Regions from separate parts of the Homo sapiens genome. Here regions 1, 2, 3 and 5 are each linked to region 4. A link is a contact called in ENCODE Hi-C data. All regions are on one chromosome and are shown on one strand. Each heading gives the region's core, a stretch centred on a gene start or an enhancer-like site at or near the end of the contact. The rest is flanking DNA. Distances are from core to core; before and after follow the strand shown.

The links. A loop is a pair of places that touch in the nucleus more often than their neighbours do. Pooled maps may share reads with other maps.
Region 1: a loop to region 4 is called in a pooled map, with 14 times the contacts of the local background. The contact joins the promoter of CENPK here to the promoter of BTF3 in region 4. A Hi-C loop is called at or near these places in 4 of 50 pooled maps.
Region 2: a pooled map shows a loop between it and region 4 (23-fold over the local background). The contact joins the promoter of JMY here to the promoter of BTF3 in region 4. A Hi-C loop is called at or near these places in 5 of 50 pooled maps.
Region 3: a loop to region 4 is called in a pooled map, with 12 times the contacts of the local background. The contact joins the promoter of HOMER1 here to the promoter of BTF3 in region 4. A Hi-C loop is called at or near these places in 4 of 50 pooled maps.
Region 5: a pooled map shows a loop between it and region 4 (6-fold over the local background). The contact joins the promoter of TRIM23 here to the promoter of BTF3 in region 4. A Hi-C loop is called at or near these places in 3 of 50 pooled maps.

The regions. Positions count from the first base shown.
Region 1 is chr5:65,561,747-65,564,446 of GRCh38, forward strand. It overlaps CENPK (centromere protein K), which reads right to left and starts at 1,422. Exons shown (of 11, transcript NM_022145.5): 1 at 1,352-1,422. PPWD1 (peptidylprolyl isomerase domain and WD repeat containing 1) reads left to right here and starts at 1,550. Exons shown (of 11, transcript NM_015342.4): 1 at 1,550-1,760. The coding sequence starts at 1,565. RefSeq lists enhancers at 677-1,338, 1,059-1,198, 1,339-1,999.
Region 2 is chr5:79,234,725-79,237,424 of GRCh38, forward strand. JMY (junction mediating and regulatory protein, p53 cofactor) reads left to right here and starts at 1,407. Exons shown (of 11, transcript NM_152405.5): 1 at 1,407-2,700. The coding sequence starts at 1,927. It overlaps LOC124901011 (a long non-coding RNA gene), which reads right to left and starts at 1,299. Exons shown (of 2, transcript XR_007058836.1): 1 at 1,087-1,299. RefSeq lists silencers at 1,309-1,358, 1,399-1,448, 1,479-1,918, 2,089-2,358, 2,642-2,700 and enhancers at 1,861-2,497, 2,549-2,700.
Region 3 is chr5:79,512,864-79,515,563 of GRCh38, forward strand. It overlaps HOMER1 (homer scaffold protein 1), which reads right to left and starts at 1,271. Exons shown (of 9, transcript NM_004272.5): 1 at 1-1,271. RefSeq lists a silencer at 844-1,553 and enhancers at 1,548-2,095, 1,804-1,993.
Region 4 is chr5:73,497,156-73,499,855 of GRCh38, forward strand. BTF3 (basic transcription factor 3) reads left to right here and starts at 1,287. Exons shown (of 6, transcript NM_001037637.2): 1 at 1,287-1,644; 2 at 1,979-2,047. The coding sequence starts at 1,513. BTF3-DT (BTF3 divergent transcript) reads right to left here and starts at 1,165. Exons shown (of 1, transcript NR_186388.1): 1 at 398-1,165. RefSeq lists enhancers at 1,122-1,181, 1,212-1,511, 1,275-2,085 and a silencer at 1,722-1,771.
Region 5 is chr5:65,623,057-65,625,765 of GRCh38, forward strand. It overlaps TRIM23 (tripartite motif containing 23), which reads right to left and starts at 1,277. Exons shown (of 11, transcript NM_001656.4): 1 at 1,138-1,277. The coding sequence starts at 1,218. It overlaps TRAPPC13 (trafficking protein particle complex subunit 13), which reads left to right and starts at 1,971. Exons shown (of 13, transcript NM_024941.4): 1 at 1,971-2,050. The coding sequence starts at 2,005. It overlaps SHLD3 (shieldin complex subunit 3), which reads left to right and starts at 1,971. Exons shown (of 2, transcript NM_001365341.2): 1 at 1,971-2,050. RefSeq lists enhancers at 947-1,276, 1,407-1,486.

The DNA.
Region 1 (2,700 bases), core at 172-2,671, 7.9 Mb before region 4:
CAGTATCTCTTTATTTAGGGATAATACTATACTTAAAGAAACTCGTACTATTAATTGGGAAAAGATTAATATACATGAAATAAGCAAAAAATACCCACATAATTCTAAAATACATTCATTTATTCAACAAATATGTTAATGTGTGCCATTGGTCAGACACTGGCTTTAGCTGTGTAGATGAAAAAGTCTTTGTACTTGTAGAGCTTCCATTCTCATGCAGACAATATAAATGAATGGATAACTAAATACATGATATGATTTCAGGTAGTCAGAAGTGCTATGAAATGGTAAAGTATACAACACTGCCTGCAAGTACTATCGGAATTCAGGATAGGGAAGCTTAGAAAAACCAACCCGGAAGGAATTAGTCCATAATAATGCTTAATAAATGTTAACTAGCTACATTATTATTATCATTATCATTATCATCTTCATCCTCATTATTGCATTGGTCTCTGAAAGATGAGAAGCTGTAAACATGAAGGCTAAATCGCTGTGGAGATGCTTTCAAGCATAAAAACATAAGAGTAGGAGGCAAGAACGAACAAGGGAAATTTGTGAGACACAAAAGAAAGTAGTCTGATGAGAGCAGAGGGCAGAGAAGAAATGAGACTTGCTAGGTAGAATGGTCAAATAATGGGAACCTTTGAAATAAAATAAAGTGCCTACTATGGGGGGGCAGTTCCTTCCCTGTACGTGGTGCCTATCTCAAGGCAAAAGTAGAGAAGAGATTTACGACGAGGATTTTATTAGGTTGGTGCAAAAGTAATTGCAGAGAAAAAAGAAGTGTTTTACGGAGGTCATTTTGACAAGCTGTATTTGATTTTTTAAAAAAGAGATTAAGATAATACATTTTATGTTATGTGCTTTTTACCTAATTTTTTAAAAATGAAGAAGACAGATGAGGAGGAGGAGAAAGAGTTCAGATGACTGCTAGGAGATGAAATCCTATACCAGAGAGAAGAAAGAAGAGTGACCCGTTCTGCCCTAGGTCTTTTGGTTATTTGAAGTAGCTGCTTCTCCACCCCACCCCCAGAAACAGTAACAAGCACTCACCACCTTCTTCAGAGAGTGTGTGAGAGAATAAAGGTCAGGAGAGAAAACATGTTTAGTGCATCTGAAAGGAAACCCGCGAGTTAACCACTTCCTTCTGTCCCCACCCTTCCATCTTTCTCTAAATATTGGTGAGGTTATGGAGCTTGCGTTGGCGCGCGGGAAGCCGAGAAGAACGGGACTCAAAGCCCGGCTGGGAAGTCAGGTATCTAGTTGGCCGGCGATAAGGGTTTCACCTTCAGGACTGGAGCTCCACAAGATTCAACCGTTATATCAACCTCCCCGGCCCAGGTCTTACCATCACAGCGTCACAAACTCCAGGTCGCCTAGGCGCTGCGCAGGAAGCGCTTGCCAGCCCCGGACTTCTGCGCGCGCTGCATGCCCATTGGATGTGCTCATTCCCACCCCAGCCAATCCCGAAACTCGCTCGGACGCTGACAGAAGACTGCGCCGCTGCTTTGGGATTGGTAGCTGAGTTTTGTGTCGCGCCTTTTCTGACGATGCGAACAACATGGCGGCGGAAAGTGGTAGCGATTTTCAGCAGAGACGTAGAAGGCGCCGGGACCCGGAGGAACCGGAAAAAACAGAACTCAGCGAAAGAGAGCTGGCAGTAGCAGTGGCGGTGTCCCAGGAGAACGATGAGGAGAACGAAGAGCGCTGGGTTGGACCTTTACCTGTGGAGGCAACACTGGCCAAGAAGAGGAAAGGTAGCTGCAGACATAGTACCGGGACGAATTGGAGTGCTGCGTCCGCTGAGTAGGAGGGTTCAAGCCAGATCCGAAGAGGGATGATGTGTGGAGTTTTGTGCCCTCAGAACAGAGGGCCGTCCTCTCACTTCTGGCTACTCCATACTTGCATGTCTTAACGAAATAGTGATTTAAGCGTAGTACAACGTCTTTTTGATAATATCTAACACTTTTGATCATTGATTTGTTATGACAGATGCTAAAACTAACATTTTCCTATTCTTATGTGTTTGGCTCCTCTCATTTACTCCCCACAGCAGCCACATGAAGTTGGAATTTCGAACTCTTATTTAGGTATGCAAAAGGGTACCAGTTCTCTTTAAGGCTTTAGTTCAGGAGTGGTGTTAATGTATTAATGTGTTGGGGCGCGAGAGGAAGGCGGTGCTTATTTCGAATCATGGTAGGTAAAGATAATTTCAACTCTGACACTTCCACTAATAAATTTTCGCATCTAGGGAAAATGACGTAAGCTTCCTAGATCACAGATTTGTTTTCATCCAAAACCCGAAGTCTGTGGTTTTGAAATCACGCTCTTGATACGATGGGCTGAGTCTTTTTGTCACTAACGAGGAATAATCACAAATTATTATCAAATAAAAGGGGTGGGAAAAGGGGTAGATTAAGTTTTCTTGTCTTTGTTGTTTTGTTATCTTGTTTTTCTGTGAAATGTTTTCCTTAAGTATTTAAGACATTTTAAATGTGGTCTAAGCTCAAATCGTACTTTAGCACCTTCCCTTAAAAAACTTCAATGATTTGTCATTATTTTCTCTCTCTTTTTTTTTTTTTTTTTTTTTTTTGAGACGGAGTCTCGCTCTGTCGCCCAGGCTGGAGCGCATGCAGTGGCGCTATCTCGGCTCACCGCAACCTCCGTCTCCGGGGTTCAAGCGATTCTCCTGCCTCA
Region 2 (2,700 bases), core at 157-2,656, 5.7 Mb after region 4:
TGTAATCCCAGCACTTTGAGAGGCCAAGGCGGTCGGATCACCTGAGGCCAGAAGTTCGAGACCAGCTTGGCCAACATGAAGAAACCCCGTCTCTAATAAAAATACAAAAATTAGTCGGGCTTGGTGGTGTGTGCCTGTAATCCCAGCTACTTGGGAGGCTGAGGCAGGAGAATCGCTTGAACCCGGGAGGCAGAGGCTGCAGTAAGCTGACATCGTGCCACTGTGCTCCAGCCTGGGCCACAGAGTGAGACTCTGTCTCAAAAAAAAAATTTTTTTTGGCTGTTTATTCAAATATCAGGACAATACTGAACCAAGTGTTGAAGCTTAGAGTTTAAGATGGACAATACTGAACTAAGTTTGAAGCTTAGCTAGTTCAGTACTGTTCTGTCATCTGAATAAACAGCTGTTTTTACTGAACCTAACAATACAAGGCTAATCCAAACGGTTTTGTATATACTTTAGAAATGTGAATAAATGTAAAAGAACTAATTTCCATTGTGCTTTACTATGGTGCACAACATCTGTGACTTGAATACTAATCGGAAAAAGAATGCCAATAATTATTATAAAGTCTACTAATTTTAAGAATGTGTTTCATCATAGTTTAGTAAGAATAGCAGAGATTGATATGACTGTTTTTGTATATGCATTCTGGGAACTCCCATAATTGAATACAACTTCAAAAGGGCTAAAGCCCAGTGACCTCAAAACGAGGTTCACAGAACAGTACATAATGATGAAACCTGAAGCAATAAAACACCAATGAACTGAAATGTAAACATTCATGCTGTTAGGACATGGCATTTTCATTTTTCATTTTGTTTTGGACTGTTACTGGGCTTTCCTCAGACACCTTCCTTTCATATATTAAACTCTGTCTTTCCAGAAAAGCTTCTGGAATTGTTTTTGTTTTTTGTTTTGGTCTCAAGGGCATTAGGGGAGAACCTAACAGGCTGGGGGCGAGCCCCACATAGTTCAGCACACCGTTCCCCGCGGCAACACGCTACTTCTGAACGCAGGAGCGACTCTCCGTCCGGGCTCCCTCCAGGAGAATGGAGGCAAATGTACATTCGAGGGTCTCAATACCTGGAATTCGAAACGTCTCAGTTCCTCCGCCTTAGTTCCTCTTTTCCCGGGTTCGGAGGCCACCTGTGCAGCAGGGCACACCTGCCACTCTCATCGCCCTCGGAGCCGGCAACCAGCCGACAGCCGGCTCCAGCCCCGGGGAACTGGAGGCTGCGCGGAAGGAAGGAGAGTCGGGAGCGCGGCCGCTCGCGGGCTGGCTCAGGGGACGCCGAGAGGAGGCGCCGGCGCGCGCGGGCGGGGTGCGCGCGCCGCCGCCGCCGCGTCACCAGCGTGCGGCACGTGCCCATGTTTACGTCCCTCGTGGAGCCGCCGACGTCAGCAGTCGAATGGCAACATTGTGGCGATGCTGAGGCGCAGAGTTTAGGAGACGGGTTCATCAGTCAGGCCGGCTCCGGGCTTTCTGCAGCAGCACCAGGGGCGGGGGCGGGGATCTTGACCTGGGCGAGCGACCGGGACGCATACAGCGCCGGCCTGACCCCGCGGGACCCGCGCCTCACCACCGGAGCGCCGCAGACGCAGCTCCACGGCCTCGCGCGGGGGGCGGCGGGCGGCCGCGAGGCGCTGCGGCAGCGCGGAGCTTGTAAACAGATCCGGCCGCAGGTGACCATGTGAACTACCTGCTCCCGGGACGCTTATTGTCCTTCTCTCGATCCGCGCCACAAAGGAGCTCGGCGGTCGGGGCGCGGAGGGACAGGCGAACGAGCCGGGAGAGCCGGCCGGCGCACTAAGATGGCTGAAGGCGCCCGGCGAGGGTGAGCGGGGGGCGCGGCGCAGCCAGCGGGGAGTCCTCGGGCGGGCCGGGCCGGCGGCCCTTCCCCGCGGCGAGAAGCCGGAGCCACCATGTCGTTCGCGCTGGAGGAGACGCTCGAGTCGGACTGGGTGGCTGTGCGGCCCCATGTGTTCGACGAGCGCGAGAAACACAAATTCGTCTTTATTGTGGCCTGGAACGAGATTGAGGGCAAGTTTGCCATAACCTGCCACAACCGGACGGCCCAGAGGCAGAGGAGCGGCTCCCGGGAGCAAGCGGGGGCGCGAGGGGGCGCCGAGGCCGGCGGAGCTGCGTCCGACGGGAGCCGCGGGCCCGGCAGCCCGGCGGGCAGGGGTCGGCCCGAGGCCACTGCCTCTGCAACTCTGGTTAGGAGCCCCGGGCCCCGGCGGAGCTCGGCCTGGGCGGAGGGCGGCTCTCCTCGGAGCACTCGCAGCCTTCTGGGGGACCCGCGGCTGCGGAGTCCTGGCAGCAAAGGGGCGGAGAGTCGTCTTAGGAGCCCAGTGCGGGCCAAACCCATCCCGGGTCAGAAAACATCTGAAGCCGACGATGCGGCGGGGGCAGCCGCTGCAGCAGCCCGGCCGGCGCCCAGAGAGGCCCAGGTGTCCTCTGTACGGATAGTGAGCGCCTCTGGGACGGTCTCCGAGGAGATAGAGGTGCTGGAAATGGTGAAGGAGGACGAGGCACCTCTGGCGCTCTCGGACGCGGAGCAGCCGCCGCCCGCCACCGAGCTGGAGTCTCCGGCCGAAGAGTGCAGCTGGGCCGGACTGTTTTCTTTCCAGGACCTGCGCGCCGTGCACCAGCAGCTGTGCTCGGTGAACTCGCAGTTGGAGCCGTGCCTGCCGGTG
Region 3 (2,700 bases), core at 21-2,520, 6.0 Mb after region 4:
GCTTTTCCACCCCCACCCCCAGATCCTTGTCCGGAGGTATTTCAAGGATGCTGCCAATTCAATTAGTTCTCTTAGGTAAAATGATTTCTCTCTTGTAAATACCAAAACGTTCAAACAGAGGCGGCATTTGCTTATTCGAGTTAAAATGCTTTGCGGAGGAGACAGCGATCAACTCTATTCCACAAAATGAGTCTACAAGTAGGGAAATGCAGAATCCGGCTTCACCGAGTCCTATAAAAAATGAGTTCGCTGGTCATTTCACTCATGTCCTCCTCGACACTCAGGGAGAGCCAGGTAACTCGGCCTTTTCGGAGCTAAGGCTGCGGGTTCAAATTTCTCCACCACACCAGGTCTCCGGGGGTGGAGCGAGCAACCAAACGCGACGTGCACGTGAATAAAAATCCCAAAAGCAGTAATGCCACGGCTTCCCTGCGCTCACATTAGGAAAAAAACTACACAGGAAAATCTCCTCGAAGTGCAAACCCGGCAGCTCGCAACCTGCACGGCACTCCACATTGGAATCTGTCTTTTTAAATGTTTCTCCTCCTAAGACTCGGAGCAGAGAAGAGGTGGGGAGGACGAAGAGAAGGCTAGGCAGGATCGATTCATTCTCCCGAAGAGAATAAACGGAGCCATTTCCAGGCTGGCAGCAGGCTGGGGGCGCAGCGCACGCCGGAGAGCTGGAGGAGGGGACCCGATCCCACCTCCCTCAGCCCCTTCCCGCCCCCCGCCGCCGAGCACAATGGAGCCCGGCTGGTGCCCGGCCCTTCATTCGCGGCTGCCCCCTCTTCCCTCCTCTCTTCAGAGCACAGCGGGTCTGAGGCTCCCGTCGGCGGAGAATGAATGAATCACAGAGCCAAGCCCCACGCTTCCACTGGCACCCTGCCCCCAGCTCCAGGGCGGGCGAAAGGGGCCGAAGGGTCGACGGGCGCCTGCCCGAGCCAAGGCGGGAGGCTAAGCCCGCGTTGGGGCCAGGAGAGCTGGGCTCGAAGCCGAAGCGCAGCCGCCGCTCCAGCGCCCCCACCCCTACTCCTCGTCTCTCACGCTCCGCGCCGCCGCCACGCGCCGCCTCACATTCCCCGGGCCCCGCCGCCGCCTCTTCACACTTCCATCAGCGCCCGCCTCCGGCTACCGCCGGGCAGAGCAGCGCCAGCCCCGGCGGCCTGAAGCCTGCCGCTGCCTCCGCCTCCGCCGGCCGGCCGGCTGGCAGAGAAGAGGGTGCTGCTTTCCCGGTCAGCGCCGCCGGCGTGAAGCTAGCGCGGCGGCAGAGTGGGCTGCGGGGGGCGGGAAGGGGGCGGAGAGAACGGGGAGCGAGGGCGGTCCCTCCCTCTGCTCGCGGGAAGGGACGGGAGGCGGTGGCCGCCGCGGAGCCGCGGCCGGGGGCTGGGGCGCGGACTGGTCCCGGGAGCCCGACGGGCCTTGCGAGCAGCGGGCCGCGGGAGAAAGCAGCAGCCGCAAGGCGGCGGAGAGGCTGATGGTGGGGGGCCGAGCGGCCCTCGTGGGGAGCTGGGCCGGCGGCAGGCCCTCAGTCCGTTCGTCCTTCTTTTCCCCCCTCCCCTAGAGGCTGGCGGCTGGCTGGCCGTGCGCTCTGCTCCTCCTCTGGCTCTTGGCCCCGCTCCCGACCGCCACAGCCTCCTCCGCGCCCCACACCAGGTGCTCGCGCTGTGTCTCCATCCTCCCCGCAGGAGGACCTTTAAATAGCAACGTCAGCGCGCTTCTCTCCGCACACACGTCACCCGCAGCTCACGTCACCGAGGTGCGGGGGATGATGTCACGCGGCCGGAAGTACTGCTAAATTAGGGAAGGAGCAGGGGGAGGAGGACTCGGCGAGCTCCTGTGTGCCCACCTGCTCTCACTTCTCCTTAAAGGCCAAAGCACAGGAGACAGCCCGAGAGGAGCTCGAACAAGGAAGCGGCGGGAGGAGGAGATTTCCTTGCAACAAATGTGCCAAACCTGAGTGAATCATTCGTAGCAAAAGTGCAGTGTCAAGCGGGTAATAGCCTATCTCCCACTCCCACCGCTATTGCAGCAGCACCCCCGGGCTTCTCTTGTCCTGACTAGCAGGGAAATGTGGGAGGGAGAGCCTGATCACACTGCTGGTAGATGTGCTTCCAACAGGACTTCGGAAAAATCACCTAAATTTTCAATTATAGAGTGCCATTCTGGACATAGTCGACTTTTAAACTTTTTGTTAGTGGTTACCTGAAACACGAAAGAATAAAGAGCAGAGCAATAAGCAAACGAAATAATGTTATAAAGGATAGTAATTTTATTTGCAAAATAGCAGTTTTGACATAGGAAAATGAGTCAATCTTAGTTCACGTATAGCAAATGCCAGTGTGTCCTCTCAGTTTCTCTTCATCAAGAATATGAGTTCCATGACACTTGGCTCCAGCCAGTAAAACAAGAAAGAGAAAAAGTATATGGGTTTCAGTCTGTGGAATTTAAATTAAAATTTAAAAATTAAAAATAAGAAAGAGCACCAAATCCTTTTTCATTAACACAAGCATATTTTCGTCTTCTTTAGTTTTGACCACATAATATGTAATTACAATATCTCTTAAGTGTGTTTTGCATTTTCTGTATGGCAAGGGTGAGTAGCTGTCTATAGGTTTACTAGCTATGTGTGTCTATAAACACCATATTATGAGTGCTTTTTACATTGTAAATTACTACAGAGTTTTTAAATTATTTTAAAGT
Region 4 (2,700 bases), core at 37-2,536:
TTTCTATATATTTTGTAATATCTCCAGAGCACAGCATAATGTTGGTACTGCCATTTTGGCCTTTGTCATTAGGAAGGTAACCCACATAAGCCTAACTACAAACACCCTTACCTGTACTAAAACTTCACTCATATTTAACTGAAGCAACATTGTTTTTTGTAAATATAACTGTAACAATTATTCTAAAAGGCAATACAGCTGTCCTCACCAGTTATGTTCTTGAGACATCAGTTGCAACAAACTTATATGTAAAAAGTATTCAAAAAGTTTAAACATTGATCTTAACTGGAGAGGGGTCTGCACTTGAACAAGTTTTCTTGCTACACACATTGCATTCTAAGATTTCGGACTCACTTTTGAATATGCAAAGACATTTCATGGTTAAGACCACAAAAAGGCTGATCAGAGAACATTTTTATTTAAATTGCCATTTTAAATATCAGTCGTTTTATCTTAAAGCTTGTCCTGGGTTTAACAAAGTTTAACTCACATCCACGCGTTGTCTCTCCAAACACAGCAGGCAGAAATTCTCCTTTGATTGGATTAAGATAGATAAAGTCTGCTTAACCGTGAATCGCTAATTGTCAAATCCATGCCAATTCGGTACCTAGGAGTCAATTTTTTTGCCTGATAAACAAGATAATTGTGTGGACCGTTTTAAGGTGGTTAGTCATCTGCTAAATTGGCTGAAATGCGGATTACCCAGTTCCTTCGTCGTACAGAGTTGCATTCTGAGGAGTGGGGCTCGGGGATACAGCCCCCAGAAATTCTGAACCTCGGTCCCGCAATCTACCACACCACCTAACCTTGGAAGGCCAAACTAACTTCACTATTTTTGACAAAATGCTTTGGTAATGGCTCATTCGGGCCGAGAGGGAAATTCTGCAATTCTCCAACCCACACCTCCAGCAAGGGGAGAGCTGCTTGAGTGGTGAGCACAAGCTGGGCACCTCCGGCGTCTCCAGGAAACGTGAATAGGCCCTTTCTTCGGAGGGCACAGAACTTCAGGATCAGGGCCCAATGGAGACTGAGCGGACTTAACCCTAACTGTGCACAGGACCGCGCTCTCCGACCCCTTTGTGGCCTCTCCCAGAGGTACGGGCTGCGCCCCAAGCCAGCAGTCTCTCGTAGGGCCTACAGCCGGCAGCCGCTGGAGCAGGAGGAGGAGAATAGGGACTCGCTGGACCATCACAAACGCTGTCGCGCGTGCGCAGGGAGGAACCGAGTTCGCGGCGAAGTCAGTTTCCTGACTCTTGAAGGAAGTGGCCTTGTGTCACTTCCGGCCTCCCTTTAGCTGCCATCTTGCGTCCCCGCGTGTGTGCGCCTAATCTCAGGTGGTCCACCCGAGACCCCTTGAGCACCAACCCTAGTCCCCCGCGCGGCCCCTTATTCGCTCCGACAAGGTACAAAAAGGCTCTGGACGGCGGCGTGGTAGGAGGACGGGAGCGGGGGCGGGAAGTTCCCTGAAGGAGCGAGACAGGGAGGGACAGGGCAGAGGAGGAGAGGAAGGCGATGCGACGGACAGGCGCACCCGCTCAGGCTGACTCTCGGGGGCGAGGTCGAGCCAGGGGCGGCTGCCCTGGGGGCGAGGCGACGCTGTCTCAACCTCCACCTCGCGGCGGAACCCGAGGACAGGAGCCTCAGGTACCGCGAGGCTTGCGGAGAGTGGCCGGGCCGGGCAGGCCCTGGCTAGGCCGAGGCCAGGCCAGGGCCAGGGGTGGGGGGTGCTGGCCAGGCGTGGGGTAGAGCCTTTCATCCGGGCCTGCCAAGAGCGGGGAGCTGTGGGGGAGTGGTGGGGAGGCGGGTGCTCTTTGGGCTCCCTGGAAACCCAAATTTGGAGCTTTGCGGGGTGGATTTGGGATCCAGGTTTCGGCCTGTGTAGGACGTTTATTTTCCTGCTGGTATCTTGGGAAATAACGAGCATGGAATGCTAGAGTGAGCTAAACCTATCCTTGCTGAGGATTTCCTCTTTTTCTAGATGAAAGAAACAATCATGAACCAGGAAAAACTCGCCAAACTGCAGGCACAAGTGCGCATTGGTGGGAAAGTAAGTTTTAATAGTTCGGGTTTGTGGGTTTTTTTTTTAAGGTTTAGGTATTTTAAAAAACATATTCCTTTTGCGCTTCTTATATTATCGGTGACAAACTTTGCCTATCGAGGGAAATTCACGGAGCTAGCAAATCTCGAGGAGCGGGGGAGACGAGGGTTGGAGACACATCAGTGAGACGAGCTAAAAACATCGCCTTTGTGTAAACATGTTTGTGTTTTCAGTGTTACAGAGTGTAAGTAGAACACAAAAGTGTTTCCTAATTTAATTAGTAAGGAAAATGTGTCATTTCAGTTAGATCGTTGTGCACATCATACCCTTGACTTGTTTTGGCCTGAGTTTTCTAAAGTCAGTGCTTGTTTGTCTCTCTTGTAAATTGAGACCTTTCTGTACTGCTTTCTGAACTAAATATTCTTTAGGGTAGTTGCATATTTCAAGGGTATTTGAAGATACGGGTACATTTTGGAGTTTAAGAGCAGTGACTATTAGATTTGAAAATATAACCCAAGTAGGTATCTTTCCTGTTCTGACTTTGTATTACTGTAAAAATGAGGGAATTAAAGTGACTGATTTTTAAATGATCAGTTTTTGATTAATTGTTTTTTTCCTGGTGGATACTGATTCACATCAAGGGGATTCTTTTTTGAAGCTGA
Region 5 (2,709 bases), core at 27-2,526, 7.9 Mb before region 4:
CATTAGTACCTAAAGGTCATCTGAATCAACAACCACCAATATTCACTGATACTAAATTGTGGGAAGAAATGTCTCATTTGCTGTCATATAAAACCAACATTACCTGAATAATCATAGGTGTCTACTTTTCAAGATGTGAAAAAAACTTCATATATTACCTTGATCAGTAATTCATAACCCTGGTTGCACATTAAAATAACTTCTGGTAATTCCTAAAATATACTGATGTCAACCTCATCAGAACTGGAGGAGGAGTGCATCAGTAGTGTACTAAAACTCCTCAGTGATCCTAATATGTAGCCAGGAATGAGAATTATCAATCTCTTAGATTAGAGATGCTCCTGAAGGTTACTCTATAAACCAATGGGATCAGTTCTCCCCTCCATATCTTTCCGTGCACAACAGTGGAAGGGAAAAATGAGTGCCACATATTTCAAATGATTTTTTAGCAAATTGATTCTGGAGCATGTATACATGGTAGAATCTCAAACTTCAAGCATAAGAAAATTCATAAACTCTATCGTTAATGCCCAGCTATGACGATGCTGCAGACTTGTGCAAAGAGTTAATAGACTGTACTACTAACAGGGGAGGGGGCAGCTCACCCAATAACAGATGTCTGATTACAGACGCAGTACAAGAGCGAAAAGTACAGACTTTAAAGCCGGTCAACCCGGGGCTCTGCCACACACTGTTTACCTAAACCTGGGTTTCCTCCCTGTAAAATGGGAATTCACATCTACTTCATAAGTAGATATTAACGAGCTAAAACACCTAACTTAGTACGTAGTTACGATGATGATGACTCAATTTATAATACTAAGCTAATTAATGTCTGTTGAGTTTAACTAAAAGCAGAGGACCTGGAGAAAAGACCGGTCTAGGTCACTGCCACTGGCCCGCAAGCTCCTTTTCACAAATGTCCCGATGATGACATGTCATGAGCAGAAGACCAGGCAATTTCAGGCCATAGGAGAGAAAGGATGCAGAGGACAGGACGAGACTTGTAATGCCAAAAGGGGCCCAGAGGCCGCGCATCCCACCTATCGAAGCCTGGGCCGCGGCGATGCCGCCAGGTCTCCAGGATGAACCGAAGGGAGGCCGATGGTGGAGAATAGAGCACGCAAGGTCCCTCACCTTCACTACAGCTGTCCCCCGGCTGCCCTGCCGGCCACTGTCTACTCCCGCTCCGAGCTTGTTTACAACCAGGGTAGCCATCCTCGCAGGGGAAGCGCCACAGAAACAGCCTTCAGAGTCCTCAACTGAGAGGCGGGGTTGAGCCACCTACCCAGAGGCCTCTGCGCACGCCACCGGCGCACAGGCGCAGTAGGACACTGGGCGCCGCTTAGCCGACTCTTACTCCTCCTCCCCGCAATCGTCGGGTGGTTAGTTGCACAGCCTCGCGCATGGGCACTTTTGTTATTTTTCATTATGTAGTCTGCAGCTGCTGGAGGAAAGACAAGAAAAAAAAAGAAGGGACAAAACGATTAAAGTTTTGGGGTGAAAACTCCAGATCCTTTAATGATTTTTCCTCTCGAATCCAAACCAGCCAGGGCGTGAACTGAGGGCGGTGAGGGGGTACGGGCATCTCCCTGCATGCAACGCGGTTTTTGTATAAACTACAAATCCCAGCATGCCACTCTCTCTCTCTCTCTTTTTTTTTTTTTTTTTTTTTTTTAAAAAAAAAACTCCGGCAACGTTGGCCTTTGGGAGGCCGCGTATTGTTACCTAGGGGTGGTTTCTTTTCCTGCAGTCGCGATGTGTGATTGCAGATGGAAAACAAAGTATTTTATGCCTACGTTTCTAAGATAGAAGAAATGGACTTGTTGAAAAGAAGCCAGTTTGTAAAGGACACAGTAGGAGAATTTAAGGTACCACCACCAGAGAGAGGTTGAGAGTGCGTTTGACTTTTGGTTTTGCCAAACGCGAGGTTTTCCGTTTCCTTCCGGGGCAAGTTGAACCTGTCCAGCCCCCGTAGGCTGTGGGTCAAAAGTGCCGGTCAAAATGGAAGTGAATCCCCCTAAACAGGAGCACCTGCTGGCGCTAAAAGGTAAACTTTTGCGAACCTGATTCCCCCTTTTCTGTTTCCTTGCATTCCCTACTTATCGAAGCCTTTGCCATGTAGGCCTCATCCTTCTTAAACACTCAGTGCTCGCCCTCCTGCTCTGTCCTTTGCCGCCAAGCGGGAGGAAGCGATTTCTCCTGGATGCTTTTTAGGTTTATGGGCCCCTTTCTAGAACGAAATAGATACCTGGTAAATCGTTCTTTCTGATCTGTGCTGCTTCAGTCACGAGATTTTAGCCGCAGAAGCTGACGTCCCGCTCCTACCGTGGAGATCTCTGTGAATTACAGCGGGCATCCAAAGTGCTTTTTCCTTCTGTCTCTTGTTTCTTCCTGTGGCACTGACGAAGTTAATCAGGCTTCAGCTTCCCCTGTAAAATTAGTATTGCATGACAGTAGTGCAGAGAATTTAGCAATACATAGTAATACAACATATAACTTAGATTTATTCAAAACAAACTGCAGTTTACTTCAAATCACTGTGTATGTGGGAAATATGTCCGAGATCTAATGTCAACTCTCATTTTTTGTACACAGCCATTTTGAGTAAGTTTGGTGATTTAATTAGATCATTATTTAGGAAAAAACAGCAGCACTTTTTTTTTTAGGACAATTTTTTTAATGCCTATTTTCTGGAAACCTTTTATT